Linked DNA regions of Mus musculus: region 1 is linked to region 2. A link is a loop called in an ENCODE intact Hi-C map of the cell type or tissue named here. Cell type or tissue: left cerebral cortex. All regions are shown on one strand.

Region 1 (8,000 bases), 93 kb before region 2:
GAGGCAGGGCTGTTACTTACTTATAAACAAGGAGGTAGGGTTTTGGTTATACAGCTGGTCAAGGAGACAGATTTAGCCAATCAAGGTAGGGGCAGACTCTGGAGAAGAGCTTTCCTCAGGCCATAAATATCTGGGCAGAAAAACTAGAACAGACATTTTCTGCCCTATTGACATTTGCCCAGCCACCAAAGAAAGACCTCACCATCCCTCCGAACCTCAGCCTAAGTGGGGTAAAGGCTTTGCCATTTTCCCGTGACCATGCCGACATCAACAGCACATTGACTCGGGACTTCCAACCTTTCCCGCAAGCTGTCCGTTTTCTGGACTACTGGTTTACCTTTAAAGTTGTGTTTTGAAGGAAATGACTATTATTTTCTCCCATCAGCTCCTCAAACACAGGAAAGGCTATTTGCACGGAGTTGAATATATTACTCTGTCTGAATAGTGACCTAAGCTGACTGCACCTTTAAGTGCAGACGGGAAGATGAGAAGATAGAGGTATTTATTTTTTGAAATATCAACTTTGCTCTGTCTAGTTTTGCATCACTTTGACACAAGTTTGACACAAGCTGGAGTCACTTGGGAAGAGGGATTCTTAATTAAGAAAATGTCTCTCTAGGCTTCCCTGTACACAGCTTATTAGTGCATTCTCTTCATTATTGATTGATGTGGGATGGCCCAGCCCATTGTGGGTGGTGCAGTCCCTGGACAGGTAGTCCTGAGTGCTATTTGAAAGCTGGCTGAACAAGCCATGGGGAGCAAGCCAGTACGCATCACTCCTCCGTAGCCTCTGCATGGGCTCCTGCTTCCTTCCAGGCTGCTGCTCCAGTTACTGCTTGGACTTCTTGATGATAGATTTCAAGCTGTGAATTAAAATAAACCCTTTCATCCTCAGGTTGCTTTTGGTCATGATGTTTTATCACAGCTCTATAAACCCTAAGACAAACCTAGACTAGTATGTCACTCAGAATAATAGTACACTATCAGAGGAGAAACATGGAAACAATTCTTTAAGTTTAAGCTTACTGATGTCACTAGACCAGATAGTACTAGGCAAGGGGCAGGCAGGTGTGGGGTTCCTCATCTTTCAGAAACAGCCCAAAGCAACTGGATGAGACTTGCATTGCCCTGTCCAGATCATAGAACTTTTAGTCACACCTGGACCTAACCTTACCTTGAACATAAATAAGAAACAATAAGTATATATTATCAACTGTCATAATTACTATGAGACATTACCATTCATTCATTCATTCATTCATTCAATTTTTCTAGTCTCCGTGTCATTTTTGACCAAAATATCTGAAAACAGCTTAAGGAATTCTTTTTTTTTTTTTTTTTTTTTTTTTTTTTTTTTTTTTTTTTTTGCTCATTGTCTCATAGGTTTCCAGCACGGTAAGGAAGCTAAAGCCGAACAGAGAAGTTCATATCAAGATGGACAGGATATTAGAAGGGGTCAGGGAAGTACACAGCTTCAAGGATACATGGTCAGTGATCTTCCTCCACCTTGATGCAATTTCCCAGTTTCCAGAACCTCCCCCAAATAGCGCCCCCAACTGGGGGTCAAGTGTATAATATGGATCTATAGGGGCCATTTCCTTCCGTGTACCAGCCGCCTCCTACGTCTCGTGGGGTTTATGCTTTCCTGAAACGATGGCATGAGTCGAAAACCCACCACACTGATTCGAAACTGAAAACTGAGGTTAGTGTTTAGAAGGGAGGGAGTGTGGTATGCCAATCTTATTTTAAAAACTGGGATAAGGCATCTCCTAAGAAGTCAGCTTAGGCTGAGCAGAGGTAACTGGGTGACGAGCTGGATGACGAACGAGTGGGTATGACGCTCTGTGGAGGGTTTGCCAGAACAAAGGAGAAGCCAACAGGACCGATGTGCAGAGAACAAGGTGCAGAGAGGGTGAGAAACAGCTGGACTGGCAGGCAAGGCACCACATGGCATTCTACACTAGGGGGCGCGAGGATCTAGAAGGATTTTAATAGGCCTGGCAGGATTTGCATTTTGAACAAATGCCTTGGTGTGAAAACAGACTGGCAAGAGCCCAGAGTGCGTGCAGAGACTAGCTGGATGGTTGTCAGGACTGTGTGGCTGAGGATGATATGAGCAGATTGAGGGCAGTTACCGGAGACTGACTTTGTTCCCTCGCTAAAAAGAGGGAGGAAAAGGTAGGTATGTAGAGAGCAGAGGGGAGAGGGAGACTCTCTTCCCACTGGCTAGAGTTAGTTTGGACTTCACAGGGCCTGAACCAATGCTGAGGGACATGATAAAAATCAAAGGAACTTGCATGATGTAAGACCTCTAAGGGACCTCTCAGAGGACAAACAGACCTTATATAAAATATAGGCATTTCCAGCATGGTAATTGTTTAAGTTTACATTTGTAAATATTCTGGTCTGACATTCTTTGGGAAAGAGGAAAGGGAGAGAGGGAAAGACAAGGGAGAGAAAAAGAGAGCGAGGAGAGAGAGGGAGAGAGGAGGAGGAGAGAAAAAAGGAACTTAGAGAGGAGAAAGGGGAGGCTGATTTTACGTGGGGGGAAAGGCTTCCCAAAAACCCACAGGAGTCAGTCTGAGCAGCAGAACACAAGCACTAGTGAAAGAGAAGTCACGGTGGAAACAAACAGCCCAGACCCTAGAGGAGGTCAGAAAAGCCCAAGTGCAGCAGTGGTACACTTCTAGGTGTTTCCATCTGGCTTGCTACTAGTCTGTGTGTCCATCCGGGGTGTGGGTCAGTGGTGGAACATTTGTCTCACATCGCATTCCATCCCTACCACTCAAGGGAAAAAAAAAAGCCCGACTTCAGGAGAATAAATGAAAAAACAGATTGCAGAAATGCATCCTGTCGCACATCCCTAAGGCACCATTAGTGGTCACCAGACACAATCTAAATAACAGGTAGTTTTAGTAAGTGATTGTGTTAAAAATCAGAGAGGACCAGGTTTAGATTCAACCCATTATTTTCAGATTATCGAGTTCCAATTACTTTAGTAACTTACTTATTTATGAGGCATAGGGTCTTATGGATCCCATCCAGGCTGGCCTTGAACTCTCTGTAGCTGAGGCTGGCCTTGAGGTTCTGCTCCTCGTGCCTTTGCCTCCTGACTGTGGGGATTACAGACAAGTACCACCAAGCCTGGTTTATAGAGTTGGAGATTTGACCCGGTGTTTCATGGATGCTAAGCGAGCACTCTGCCAACTGAGACATACCCTCATCTCTACAGTTTAATCATATTTAAAATATTCATCTCATATATCTTTCCAAAAAAGGACTTGGGGTGGATGGTATATGCTAAACTTCCACAAAACTTTGTGTCATTTTCTTTCCTTCGGTAACTGAACGACGAAGAAAGTGTTTTCAGTGCTGTCCACAAGGTGGTGCTATGAGAGTGGTATTTTCAATCGGATTATCAAGTATAATTATCTAGGTAAAGGTGAGCAAGTTACACACACACAGACATACACACACACTAAATGCATTTTTAAAATACAATAAACCCATGCAATAGAATATTTTCTGAAATAAAAAGGAATAACATATGTAGATGACCACATTGTAGTTGGCTATCCCATAGATGACCTTGAAAAAGTATGCCAAGTGAAAGACCACACATCATACAAGCTAGTATATATTAAATTACTATAACAGACAAAGGTAGAGGATAAACAATGATTGGCTGTTTCCTAAGGTTGGAGAAAGGGCAGAAATGTGGTGTGGGGGGAGGATTGGAACTGGTTATGGTCTCTTTGGGAGTTGATCATGACATTCTAAAACTGGGCTGAGACTCAAACCCTGCAAGCATTCCCTGCTACACAAGCCACCCTTGCCAGGGAACCAGGTAGATTGCAGATCTTCTCTCCCTCAGGCCCTCCATGCCCAGTCCCAGCGCTGCAACCCTCCACCTGCTGCAGCCTTCCCTCTCCTTCTACCTGCCCACAGCTCTTGTGGATCCCACAGACCCTCCCCTTTCACCTCTGTTGGCAGTTAGTCTAGGCTCCGCCCCACAGTTACCTGGCAACAGCCCGGTGTACCTGACTTACTATATAAAGGGCTGCTTGCCCACTCCTCTCTCTCTTGCTCTCTTGCTCCTACTCCTTTCTCTTCTCCTCTTGCTCCTGCTCCTTACACTCTCTCCCCATCCCCCCACCTTTCTCCACGTGCTTTCCACATGCTCATAGCCTGCCTCTACTCCCTTTCTCTCTGCCCTTTTCTGTCTCTACTACCCACTCAACTCCCCTCCCCATGCTCAGAATAAACTCTATTCCATACTATGCCATCCTGTGGCTGGTCTCTCAGGGGGGACGGGAAGCCTCGGCGTGGGCCCACGGAGGCATTTCCTGGCATCTCCTTTCCCCCACACCATACTGAGCCTCCACCAAACATATTCCTTCTTTCTCTTTCTTTTTATAAAACACAACAACCTCCCTGCCAAACTCATTGCTTTATTCTAGCCCCTAGTGCCAGCAGCCTCACCACCTCCAGCTAGCCCAAAGGCAAGTCCTGTCAGGAGAACAGGTAGCCAATCTGCAATCTTCACCTTTCCTACCTCTCCTCCAGTCTCTAACCCCACAGTCTCACACCCTGCTGTGGTCTCCCTTTACCCTCTGAACCCATCCCAAGGAGATCACAAAGATCTTCTCCTCCCATGTTCCCAGCCTCCAATGCTAGCAGCCATTCCTGAGCACATGCCTGCTGAGCAGGTCAAGGATACAGATTCAATCCACTAGTCTCAACACCAGCATGGGAACAGAACTTCTCTTCACTGTCTATCCCCTTTGCAAGGAGATCAAATAAATAGATCCTGATTGAACACTTCACTCTCCCTCCCTCTGTAAACCTTTCTGGAGCCTAGTCCCATAAGTGTCATCTCCTAATACCCTAAAGCACATGTGACCTGAAACTTCCACAACTATTAGGTCCATAGAAAATGTCCTACAAGGCAATACGCAGCCACCACATTCTCTTAAAATCCAGAGAGGAAACAGAAACCAAGGAACAAAGCATCTATGAAACAAAGGCAAAACCAGAAATCACCTAGACCTGTAATCATACACATCCCAGATGCTCAGATGCCACTGTAAAAACACAATAATACTAGGAGCAATATGTCTTCCAGTAGAGCCCAACACTGCTACCACAGCCAGCCCAGGATATTCCAATATACCTGACAAACAGAAAAAGACTGAAAACAGCCTGTATGTAGATGATAGGATCCCTTAAAGGAGAAATGAATAGAGCAATCCAAAAAAAAATCAAACAAAACAAAAAACAGTAGGAAGAAATGAATAAGCCCTTTAAATAAGTCCAAGAAAACAAACATAAAAAGCAAATAAAACTATTCAAGACCAGAAAATAAAAGTGCAATCAATAAGAAACCCCTAACTGAGGAATTCTAGAAATGAGAAATTTAGGAATTCAAACAGGAATCTGCCAAGGCCTGTTTCACCAACAAAACACAAGAGATGGAAGAGAGAATCTCAGTCGTTGAGGGTACATAGAATAAACAAAGAAAAATGCTACATCTAAAAACTTTCTGATACAAAATATCCTAGAAATCTGAGACACTATGAAAAGACCAACTTTAAAAATAATAGGAATAGAGGGAGGAGAAGAAGAAGGAGGAGGAGAAGGAGGAGAAGGAGGAGGAGAAATACAAGTCAAAAGCACAGAAAAATATTTTCAACAAAATCATAGAAGAAAGGAGATAAAAGTACAAGAATATAAAACATGGAATAGATTAGATCAGAAAAGAAAGTCCCCTTGCCACATAATAATCAAAATGCTAAACCTACCAAGCAAAAGAAGGAAAAGTAAACACTGAGAGGAAAAAAAAAAAAAAAAAAAAACCAAGTAACAAATAAAGTCCGACTTATTAGCATTACACTTGACTTCTCAATGGAGACTCTAAAAGCCAGAAGGGCCTGAAGAGATGTGCTGCAGACTCTGAGACCATAGATACCAGCCCAGATACCTATACCCATCAAAACTTTCAGTCACCATAGAGAGAGAAAATAAAACACTCTATGATAAATCCAGACTTACGCAACATTTACAAATCCAGCCCTATAAGAATTTCTTGAAGGAAAACTCCAGTCTAAAGAGGTTAACTACAACCATGAAAACACAGGGAATAAATAACCTCAGACCAGCAAAGTCAAAAGAAGGAAAACACATACACACAGTCAACACCACCAACAAAATAACAGGAATCAACAATCATTGGCCATTGAGACCACCAGCGGTCTGGTCTCAATTTCCCAATAAAAAGACAGAGACTAACAGAATGGATACAAAAACAGTAGCTATCCTTCTGCTGCATCCAAAAACCACACGTCCACATCAAAAAATAGACAGTATCTCAGGTTAAAGGGTTGGAAAGATATTCCAAGCAAATGGGCCTAAAAAGAAAGCTAGTGTGGCCATTTTAATATCTAACAAAATAGACTTTAAACTCAAACTAATCAGAAGAGATAGGAAAGGCCACTACATATTCATCAAAGCAAAAGTCCACTAAGAAGATATTGCAATTCATAATATCTTTGTCCCAAGTACAAAGGCACCCAAGTTTGTCAAAGAAACACTACAGTAGCTTAAATTACATTTTGACACTGGACACCGATAGTGGGAGACTTCAAAACCCCAATCTCACCAATAGACAGGTCATAGAGACAAAAAATAAACAGAGAAATGTTAGAGCTTACAGATGTTATGAACCAAATGGACCTAACAGATATTTGGAGAATATTTCACCCAAGTACAAAATACACCTTCTTCTCTGAATCTCATGAGATATTTTTCCCCTAAAAATTGACCACATACTCAGATCTAAAGCAAGCTCCAACAGATACAAGAAAATTGAAATAACACCATGCACCTATCAGACCACCACAGATTAAATCTTGATATCAGTAACAACAGAAACAGCAGAAAACTTACAAAACTCATGGAAACTGAACAATTTTCTACTGAATGAAAAATGGGTCAAGAAAGGAATTAAAGACTTTCCAGAATTGAATGAAAATGAATGCACAACATACCCAAACTTATCAGACACAATTAAGGCTGCTCTAAGATGCAAGTTCACAGCACTAAGTGCCTACATAAAGAAAATGGAGTGATCTCATACCAGCAACTTAACAGCACACCTAAAGGCTCTAGAATTTAAAGAAGAAATCACACCCAAAAGAAGTAGATGCAAAGAAATAATCAAGCCTAGGGCTGAAATCAATAAAGTGAAAACAAAGAGAACATTACAAAGAATCAATGGAACAAAGACTTGATTCTTTTAGGAAATCAATAAGATTGACAAGCCCTTATCTAAATTAACTACAATGTGGTGAGAAAATATTCAAATTAACAAAATCAGGAATGAAAAGGGGAAAGTAACAACAGACACGGATCAAAATTTACAGAAAGCTAAGGACATACTTTAAAAAGCTGTAGTCACCCTATAGGTGGAACAACATTATGAACTAACCAGTACCCCGGAGCTCTTGACTCTAGCTGCATATGTATCAAAAGATGGCCTAGGCGGCCATCACTGGAAAGAGAGGCCCATTGGACACGCAAACTTTATATGCCCCAGTACAGGGGAACGCCAGGGCCAAAAAAGGGGAGTGGGTGGGTAGGGGAGTGGGGGTGGGTGGCTATGGGGGACTTTTGGTATAGCATTGGAAATGTAAATGAGCTAAATACCTAATAAAAAATGGAAAAAAAATAAAAACAATATTAAAAATAAAAAATAAATAAATAAATAAAAAGCTGTAGTCAATCGAATTGGAAAATCTAAAAGAAAAGGATAATTTTCTTGAAACATTCCACTTACCAAAGTTAAATTAAAAGATCATCCATCATGAGCAAATAGGCTTCATCCCAGGAATGCAGGGATGGTTCAGCATATGAAAATTGATAAACAAATTAAAAGACAAAAACCACTTATATAATCATTAGACAAAGAAAAGGCCTCAGACAAAATCCAATACCCCTTCATG
Region 2 (8,000 bases):
CTCTACACCAGGTGAGTCATCTGCCAGGGTAAGAGTTGTAGCTTTAGTAACCAAATTCACTTAGTGAAGAATTATTTTTCCTGGGTTTTTTGTTTGCTTTTGTTTTAGGGTCTTTTCTTTTTCTTTTCTTTTCTTTTCTTTTCTTTTCTTTTCTTTTTCAGCAGCCTCTGAAACCATACTTCATTTTGAAATATCAGAACCTGCTAGAACTTGTCAGTATGGCCAAAGCAAAGACCCCACTTCTGCAGCAAACATTCTCAAACTCTGGAAATGGGGAGTCTCTGACAGAGGACAGAGGTCAGAGAGACAAGGGAATGCAGTCTGTCATAAATTCCAACTGCTAGGGTTCTAACTTGAATATATATATATATATTCTCTCCAATAAAGGTGAGACCGTGGGTGCTTTTATTTCCTACCATTTTTTGTGTGTGCCCAACAGAGGTGAACAATGAATAAACAGAATACTTTCCTGTTCAGACCAGCTAAGAATGAATGACGACTGCCTACACAGGGCAGCACTTCATTATGGTCTCTGGAGCTGATTTCTTTTTATGGTGAGTGAGCTAATCACCTCATCTTAGCAAAGTAGGAGTCAGATAAGATACGAGCTCTGGAGCAGGTTCCAGCCATCTTGGCTCTGTGAATCTGAGCAAACCAAACTCCCTATGCCTCTGTTTCCTCGACTATAACCATAGTATCCACCCTATGACGTGCCTGGAAATCTAAAAACCCATTTTACCCATATAGTGGGTGCTCAATAAATACTATTTTATAGTCCCCATAGCACCAATCTAGAAGTTCAAGTTCAGTATATTACAGGGCTTTAAAAAAAAAAAAAAAGGCCACAGTGAGCTGGTCAGTGGTGGCACACCCCTTTCATCCCAGCACTTGGGAGGCAGAGGCAGGCAGATTTCTGAGTTCGAGGCCAGCCTGGTCTACTGAGTGAGTTCTTGGACAGCCAGGGCTACACAGAGAAACCCTGTCTTGAAAAAACAAAAACAAAACCCAAGGTGAATCGGAGGCAGATGCCTTATTCCTTTGTTAGCTGTCCATATACTAGTTTCATACATAGCTAGTGTATGTAACACTCCCACTACACACACCAAGTGCCAGTCCATCTGTAATACATCCTCTGTGTGCATCCACTTTTCACAGTCTTTCCACCCCCCAAACCCCCACTGTATTCTTTTCCCTTTTCGAATTACTAGGAATTGAACCTAAGACCTTGCATAAGCCAGACAAACACCATGCCACTAAGCTACACCCCTAGCCTTTCTTTTCAACTGTAGACAGTATCACTAAGTTGTTCATGCCGGCCTTGAAGTCACTTTGTAACTCAGGTAGCCTTTGAGTTTAGCATCCTTCTCACTCAGCACCCCTAAGGAGCTGAGTTTATAGGCCTGCAGTCTGGACATTTCCCAAACCTCGGAGATCCTTTGCCCTGCCTGAGCGGTTTACCACTCCTGCTTCTGTCCTAGAATTTAAATGAGTAAGAACTCTTCTCAGGACAGTGGCTGGCATACACAAAGGGAATATTTGCAGGGTGATTAGGTGGCATGTATCACTAAGTTTTTCTCTACAACTTTAGATAACCCAGTTACTCATGAAGTCTTTCTAGATTACAAAATTTAACTTTGTTTTTTTTTCTTTGAGCAGATTCTATTCATTGACTCTAATAATAAATATTCACTGTTATTTTTAAACTACGGCTATCATTTACAAGGTGGCTATGATGGATGAGGTTCTACAAGAATGGCACAGAGAAACTCAAATTGTTTAAATTCACTTTTACAGAGTAGGAGACTGGAGCCAGGAAGGTGGCTCAGGAGGGTAGTGGTGCCTGCATCAAGCCTGCCAACTTGAGAAAGTCGACTCCCACAAACCTGTCCTCTGACCTCCACGTGTGCACACAAGACAGTCACAAACTAAGTCAGGATATTAAAAAGAATTTCGCTCGAAGTCACAGGGCACTATTTTACCCTATCCTGACTAATCTCTGTTTTCCTACAAAGAGTATCAATACTAGCTTTTTCCAATTCCAGTGTCATCAGTTCAGGCATAAAACGCTTGCCATAGCAATTGTGTGCAGGGTATGTCCATTATACGGTTCACTCCAAACTCTCAGGCGCTCTCTAATTCTGGGGTTCTGAATGGTGAAGAGTACCTGGAAATAAGTTTTACTGAGACTAGGGGAACCCTCGGAGAGTTCTCTTATTGCTAGACCGGAAGGTAGGCTGTAGATGTCCCCTGTCCCACCCCCACCACACTTAAGGTTTATTTTTATTTATGGGCATGTGTGTATATAATGTGTACTGGTACCAAATGGTATCAGATCCCCTGGAGCTGGGGTTACAGGCAGTTGTGGGTGCTGGGGACCAAAGTCTGGTCCTCTAAGAGTAGTATGTTGAGGCGTCCCTCCAGCTCCCGTGGGTGCCTTTTACACCTCTAAGATGGGGATCTTAGAGACTTTCCATATGTCGGGTGTACAAAGACAACTCAGGAAGAATCCAGCACCAATCCTGTCAAGCTGAGGGTTGGTAAGGGGTAGGTTGACCTCACCCATTTCCTTCTTCCCAAAGCCCCAGGTAAGTAAGCTAAAAGCCTAAGGTTTGGACCAGGACTAGACGTTAAGGACTCAGGCACCAGAGGGTCTCCTGTCATTTGGGGCCTCACAAACCCAACCCACGTGTATGGTATTCCTTGGAGGTTTTAATTCTCCATCGAGTCAGAGTTGTCAAAGAGGTTCAGGTTCTCTCAATCAGAGGCGGCCAATTCCAAGAAGCTTTCGCCAGTGGGCTTTCGAAGGAAAACCTAGCGTTAAGGTCCCAACCACTGAAGAGCCCACCCTCGTACCTAACTGCCGGGCCACACCCGAGGCCTTCGCGCGGCTCCCGCCCGACTCCGGGTCCCGCCCCCGCGTGTCAAGCTACCGGCCGAGTAGCCTGATCGCCAGCTGCTCCAGCGCGTCAATGGCTAAAAGAAACGTGGGATTCCGAGCCCCGCCCCCCGCCCCGCCCAGCCCCGCCCCGCCCCCGGCGCACTCGCGCGCCCTCCACGCCCACGCCGGGCCAGCAGTTGCCCTTCTAGCTGGAGTCGGTGCGGGTCGGCGTAGGTCCCCTGGGAAGGGTCGGGAGACTCGGGCTACGTCCTTTCCCTGGGCTGCCGGCTTCCACTGTCGCAGAGAAGCGACCCCACGCGGCGGCGATCGACTCATTCAAGGGCTCCCAGCGAGGAAACCGCTCGGGCGCTGCCAGCTGGGTCGGGCGGAGCTGCGCGGGCCGCAGGGTGGCTCTGCCAGTCCCTGAGTGCCGGGTCGGCCGCACACGTGTCTTAGCGTCACGTCCGCGCGCGCCCCCGGGGCTTGCGTCAGCTGCCGCTCCTGAAGCGAGTGGGCCAGGGCTCTGCGCACCAGAACGCCGCCGGAGGAGGGCACCGCACGGCCGCGAGCCCCGAGAGCGACGACCATCCGGGTGCCGCCGAGAGGATCGGCGCGGTCCGGTCCCCGCCCTCCCGGTGCCGGTCGGGTCCGCGCTGGGTCCCCCGGGCTGGGCGCCGTGGCGTTGCCCCGGAGCCCGCCACCCGCGGGGCGCGCACCGCCTTAACCCGGGCGGCCCCGCGGCAGGCAGACGCCCGCAGGTCCATGGTGGGCTCGGAGCGCGATGAGCCGCCCGTCCTCCACCGGCCCCAGCGCTAACAAACCCTGCAGCAAGCAGCCGCCGCCGCCTCAGACCCCGCACGCCCCGTCCCCGGCTGCGCCCCCGGCCGCCGCCACCATCTCGGCAGCGGGCCCCGGCTCGTCCGCGGTGCCCGCCGCGGCAGCGGTGATCTCAGGCCCCGGAGCCGGCGGCGGGGCCGACCCGGTGTCCCCGCAGCACCACGAGCTGACCTCGCTCTTCGAGTGCCCGGTCTGCTTTGACTATGTCCTGCCCCCCATTCTGCAGTGCCAGGCCGGGCACCTGGTGTGTAACCAATGCCGCCAGAAGTTAAGCTGCTGCCCGACGTGCAGGGGCGCCCTAACGCCCAGCATCAGGAACCTGGCTATGGAGAAGGTCGCCTCGGCAGTTCTGTTTCCCTGTAAGGTAAGTCCAGCCACCATCCGCAGATCTGCCAAGGAACCTTCCAGAGTTCCGGTGCCCTCCAGCGCACTTGAAGGCCCTAAGAGGCGAATGGCATTTCACTGTTTCCATCTGTCTGTCTGTCTTTCTCCTCTCCTCTCTCTCTCTCTCTCTCTCTCTCTCTCTCTCTGTCTGTCTCTCTCTCTCTCCTCCCTCTCTCTCTCTCTCTCTCTCTCTCTCTCTCTCTCTCTCTCTCTCTCTCTCTCTCTCTCTCTCTCTCTCTCTCTGGCGCACTCTCTCTGTCTCCGGTGTGTACGTGTGTGTACCTTGTCTATTGTTTCCAGGCCAACCTGTCCATTTTGGGAACTAGCAACTAGGGTTGACGTTTGCCGGAGCACTGACTGTAGATAAGTTGGCACTTGATGACGGTTTAGAAGCATCCCAGCTCTCCCAGCCAAGTGCCGCCGCGTCCACCGCAGGGGTGTGCTCTATAAAGCCTGGGCAGCTTAATGTGAACAGGGAAGCTGGCAGTGGAGATTGTGGAGGAAGGAAGCGGACGGTTTCCAGCGCTGAGCTTGGCGAGAACGGTCCTGGATTCCTCCTGGACCCAGTGCCCAAGATCTGGAGCACTTGAGAGAGCGCTTTGTAAGGGGAAGCGGATACTGCCTGCTTAGCACGGGAGCCCAGAAAACCCAGCAAGCCACGCCTTCTCTCAGCTTCCCAGACTTGCGGAGGACTCAGAAGTTGTAGCTGCTGTTTGGTTTTTGTTTTGGTTTGTTTGTTTGACTAACTGCGATGAACTCGAGTCCACAAGGACTCAACGCAGACACTTAAGAGCGTTATTAGTTCTCTCTCCAGTGACAGCATTTTATTTAGTTGCCTGTGCTGGGGGGTGGGGTGGGGTGGGCAAACCACAAGTCAAAGTCCGAGCTCTCATTCCCATGGCTCCAATGGTTTGTTTAGGACCTGTGTTTACATCCTCACGGCTAAATTAATGGAATCATGCATGTCTATATCTGAAAGCTTCTTTTTTTTAATACTCACAGAGATAGTGTTTTTTTTTTCCTCTGCCAACCAGGTTTACTAATAATATCCTCACCTGAAACTTGACTTGATCTCCTGTATTTTAAATGACTGATAGCATTACATTGTGTGGTTCTGCTATAACATCCTGTTGCCAACACTGAAACCCTTACAAAACTCCCCACAGTCTCATTTATATGCCTCTTTCTAACCTAGACCTCTGTCAAGGAGTTCATTTTCTGAACTTATAGGTGGGAATAATGTTAATATTTCTGAGATTTTTTTTAATGAAAGTAATTGTTCTACCTGAGACTGTTTTGTCTTGCCTATCTCCTTAGTGATTAATTTTTAGGGCAAGAGCTGTTTTAAATTAAAAATAGCTCACTGGAAATTTTCGTTTTAGGCTTCATAGTCAAGTCAGTAAAATGAGTGAGTTACTTTGGCCTTCTGCCCAGCTACAAACCCAATTAAAATAGCTTATTCAAATAAGGGTTTAGGCTATAGGGTCAGCTTATTAACTTGCTTGCCTTTAGCCCCACCCCAGGTCCTGCTTACTAATTCACTCAACTCAGGTGCTGCATCTGGGCAATTCGGATAAAATAGTTTCATGCCGCCCCCTTTTATTGGAAGCAGATTTTCCCCCTCCTATAATACAACCTGATTATAATTTCCCCTCCCTCTGCTCCTCCCAGTTCCTTCCCACCTCCCCTTGCATTCTGATCCCCCTTTCTGTCTCTCATTAGAAAAGAATAAGCTTCTAAGGAATGGTAACGATAAGGAAAGGAGCCAGAGAAGGCACAGCCAGAGACCCACTTGTTCTCCCATTCTGGAAGCCGTAATATACACCCAGAGGACCCTGTGCATGCTGTGTGTCAGCATCTGTCCTCCATCACTGTGCCTCGCTCAGGATAAACTCTTTCTAATTCTATTTACCTGCAAATGGCATTCTTCTTAATGACTGAGTAATACTCACTGTGTAAACCGTTCCACACGTTCTCTATCCATTCTTCTTTAGGGAGACATCTAGGAATTATGAACATGTCTGAACGAGTGTCACTGCGGTAGGAGGAAGCACCCTTTGGATATGTGCCCAAGAGTGGTAGAGCTGAGTCTTGAGGTAGATCCCCATCTTCCTGAGGAACCACCACACTGATTACCACTGCGGCTGTGTGAATTCACACTCCTCCCAACAGTGCATGGGTGCTCCTCTTATTCCACATCCTCACCGGCATGAGGCTGTCTCTTGTGTTACTGAACTCAGCCATTCTGACAGGCAGAAAATAGAATCTCAAAGTCATTTTGATTTATATTCCCCTGATGGCTAAGGATGCCAAACATTTCTTAAGGTGTTTCTCTGCCACTTTACGTTTCCCCCGTTGAGAATTCTCTGTTTAGATCTGTATCCCATTTTGAAAAATTGGATTATTTGGTTTGTTGACACCTAGTGTGTTGAATTCTTTATATGGTTTAGGTATTAGCCCTCTGTCAGGCGTGGAGTTGGTGAAAATCTTTCCCAGTTCTATCGTCTGCATTTTGTCTGAATGACGGTGTCCTTTGCCTTACAGAAGCTTTTCAGATCCATGGGTTGATCTTAGTACCCATGCTAACAGTGTTCTGTTTAGAAATTCCTTTCCTGTGCCAATGAGCTCAAGGCTATTCCCCACTTTCTCTTCTATCAGATTCAGTGTATCTGGTTTCATGTTGAGGTCTTTGACCCATCTAGAGTTGAGCTTTGTGGGGTGATGAGTATTGGAGTCTTATGCATACAGGTATCCGGTTGGACCAGCACCATTTGCTGAAGATGCATCCTTTTTTCTAGTGTGTACTTCTGGTTTCTTTATAAAAAATTAAATGTCCATAGGTCTGTGTTTGCATCTGGGTTTTCAGTTTCATCCATTGATCAGTCTCTGGTTTTGTGCCAACGCCATGTGGTTTGTATTAGATAGCTCTGTAGTACAACTTGGAATTGGGAATGATGAAACCTCCAGCAGTTCTTTTATTGTCCAGGATTGTTTTAGCTTTCTTGGGTTTATTTGTGTTTCAATACGAAGCTGAGAATTGTCCTTTTAAGATCTGTGAATAATTGGAATATGTATGGAAATTGCATTAAATCTGTAGATTGCTTTTGGTAAGGTGGCCATTTTTACTATATTCTACCAATCCATGAGCATGGGGGAATCTTTCCATCTTCTGGTATCTTCTTCAGTTTCTTTCTTTGGTGCCTTAAAGCTTTTATCAAAAAACTCTTTCACTTGCTTGGTTAAAGTTATGCAAGATTTCTTATATTATTCCATGCTATTGTGAAAGATATCATTTCCCTGATTTCTTTCTCTGTCATTCATATATAAATTTCTTTCTGTGAGTTAATTTTGTATGCAGCTACTTTGCTGAAATGGTTTATTAGCTCTAGGAGTGTTCGGGTGGAGTTTTTTGGGTCACTTAATATATACTATCTGCAAATTAAGACTACATGTAGAGTACTTTTCTCAATCTAGTTTATGAGAGTGCAGTTGGGCCAAGCCATCATGCAGATCAGGAGCCAAGCTTATAATAGGTCTTAGGGTTACTTTTGTGTGTGTGTATTTATGATGTTTATAAAACTGGAGTGTGTATCCCTTACATTTGATTAAGCAGTAATCCAAACTATTTGAGCAGGGCAGCTCAACCATTTGGTGTGGAAAAGCCAAATTTGGATGTGTACTTAACTGCAGCCACCAAAACTCTTCATTGGAGATGAAAAAGCATTAAGGAGTAAGGTCTGTGTCAGATTGGAAACAAGGCAGGTCTGTGTGCTTAGCTCAGATGGTCCAGCTCAGTGTAGGGCTGCTCTCTTGTTGAGGAGCCTGGGCTCCTCAGCCTCTCTACTTCAGAACAGGGATTCTCAGTGAAAAGGGGCAAACGGCCTTTTCACAAGCATCGCCT

The links. Hi-C counts contacts between places; a loop is a spot of excess contacts. Peaks named below come from ENCODE experiments on the same cell type or tissue, not always from the same donor. Only the 100,000 strongest peaks of a DNase experiment are listed, where the experiment ranks them.
Region 1: it touches region 2 in a loop (6-fold over the local background); 4 of 42 quality-filtered maps call a loop at or near these places.

The regions. Positions count from the first base shown.
Region 1 is chr3:58,780,034-58,788,033 of GRCm38, reverse strand. All of the region lies in intron 8 of 4930593A02Rik (RIKEN cDNA 4930593A02 gene), which reads right to left. Among named protein-coding and RNA genes, the nearest start is that of Gm40059, 41 kb to the left of the region's middle. In left cerebral cortex, CTCF peaks have their summits at 1,967 (motif pointing right) and 3,373 (motif pointing right); DNase peaks (open chromatin) are centred at 2,015, 3,396 and 4,237.
Region 2 is chr3:58,687,475-58,695,474 of GRCm38, reverse strand. It overlaps Siah2 (siah E3 ubiquitin protein ligase 2), which reads left to right and starts at 3,087. Exons shown (of 2, transcript NM_009174.3): 1 at 3,087-4,079. The coding sequence starts at 3,660. It overlaps 4930593A02Rik (RIKEN cDNA 4930593A02 gene), which reads right to left and starts at 2,886. Exons shown (of 9, transcript NR_045167.1): 1 at 2,854-2,886. In left cerebral cortex, CTCF peaks have their summits at 3,223 and 3,988; DNase peaks (open chromatin) are centred at 3,301, 4,017, 4,604, 5,976 and 3 more places; H3K4me3 peaks cover 3,919 bases; H3K27ac peaks cover 2,268 bases.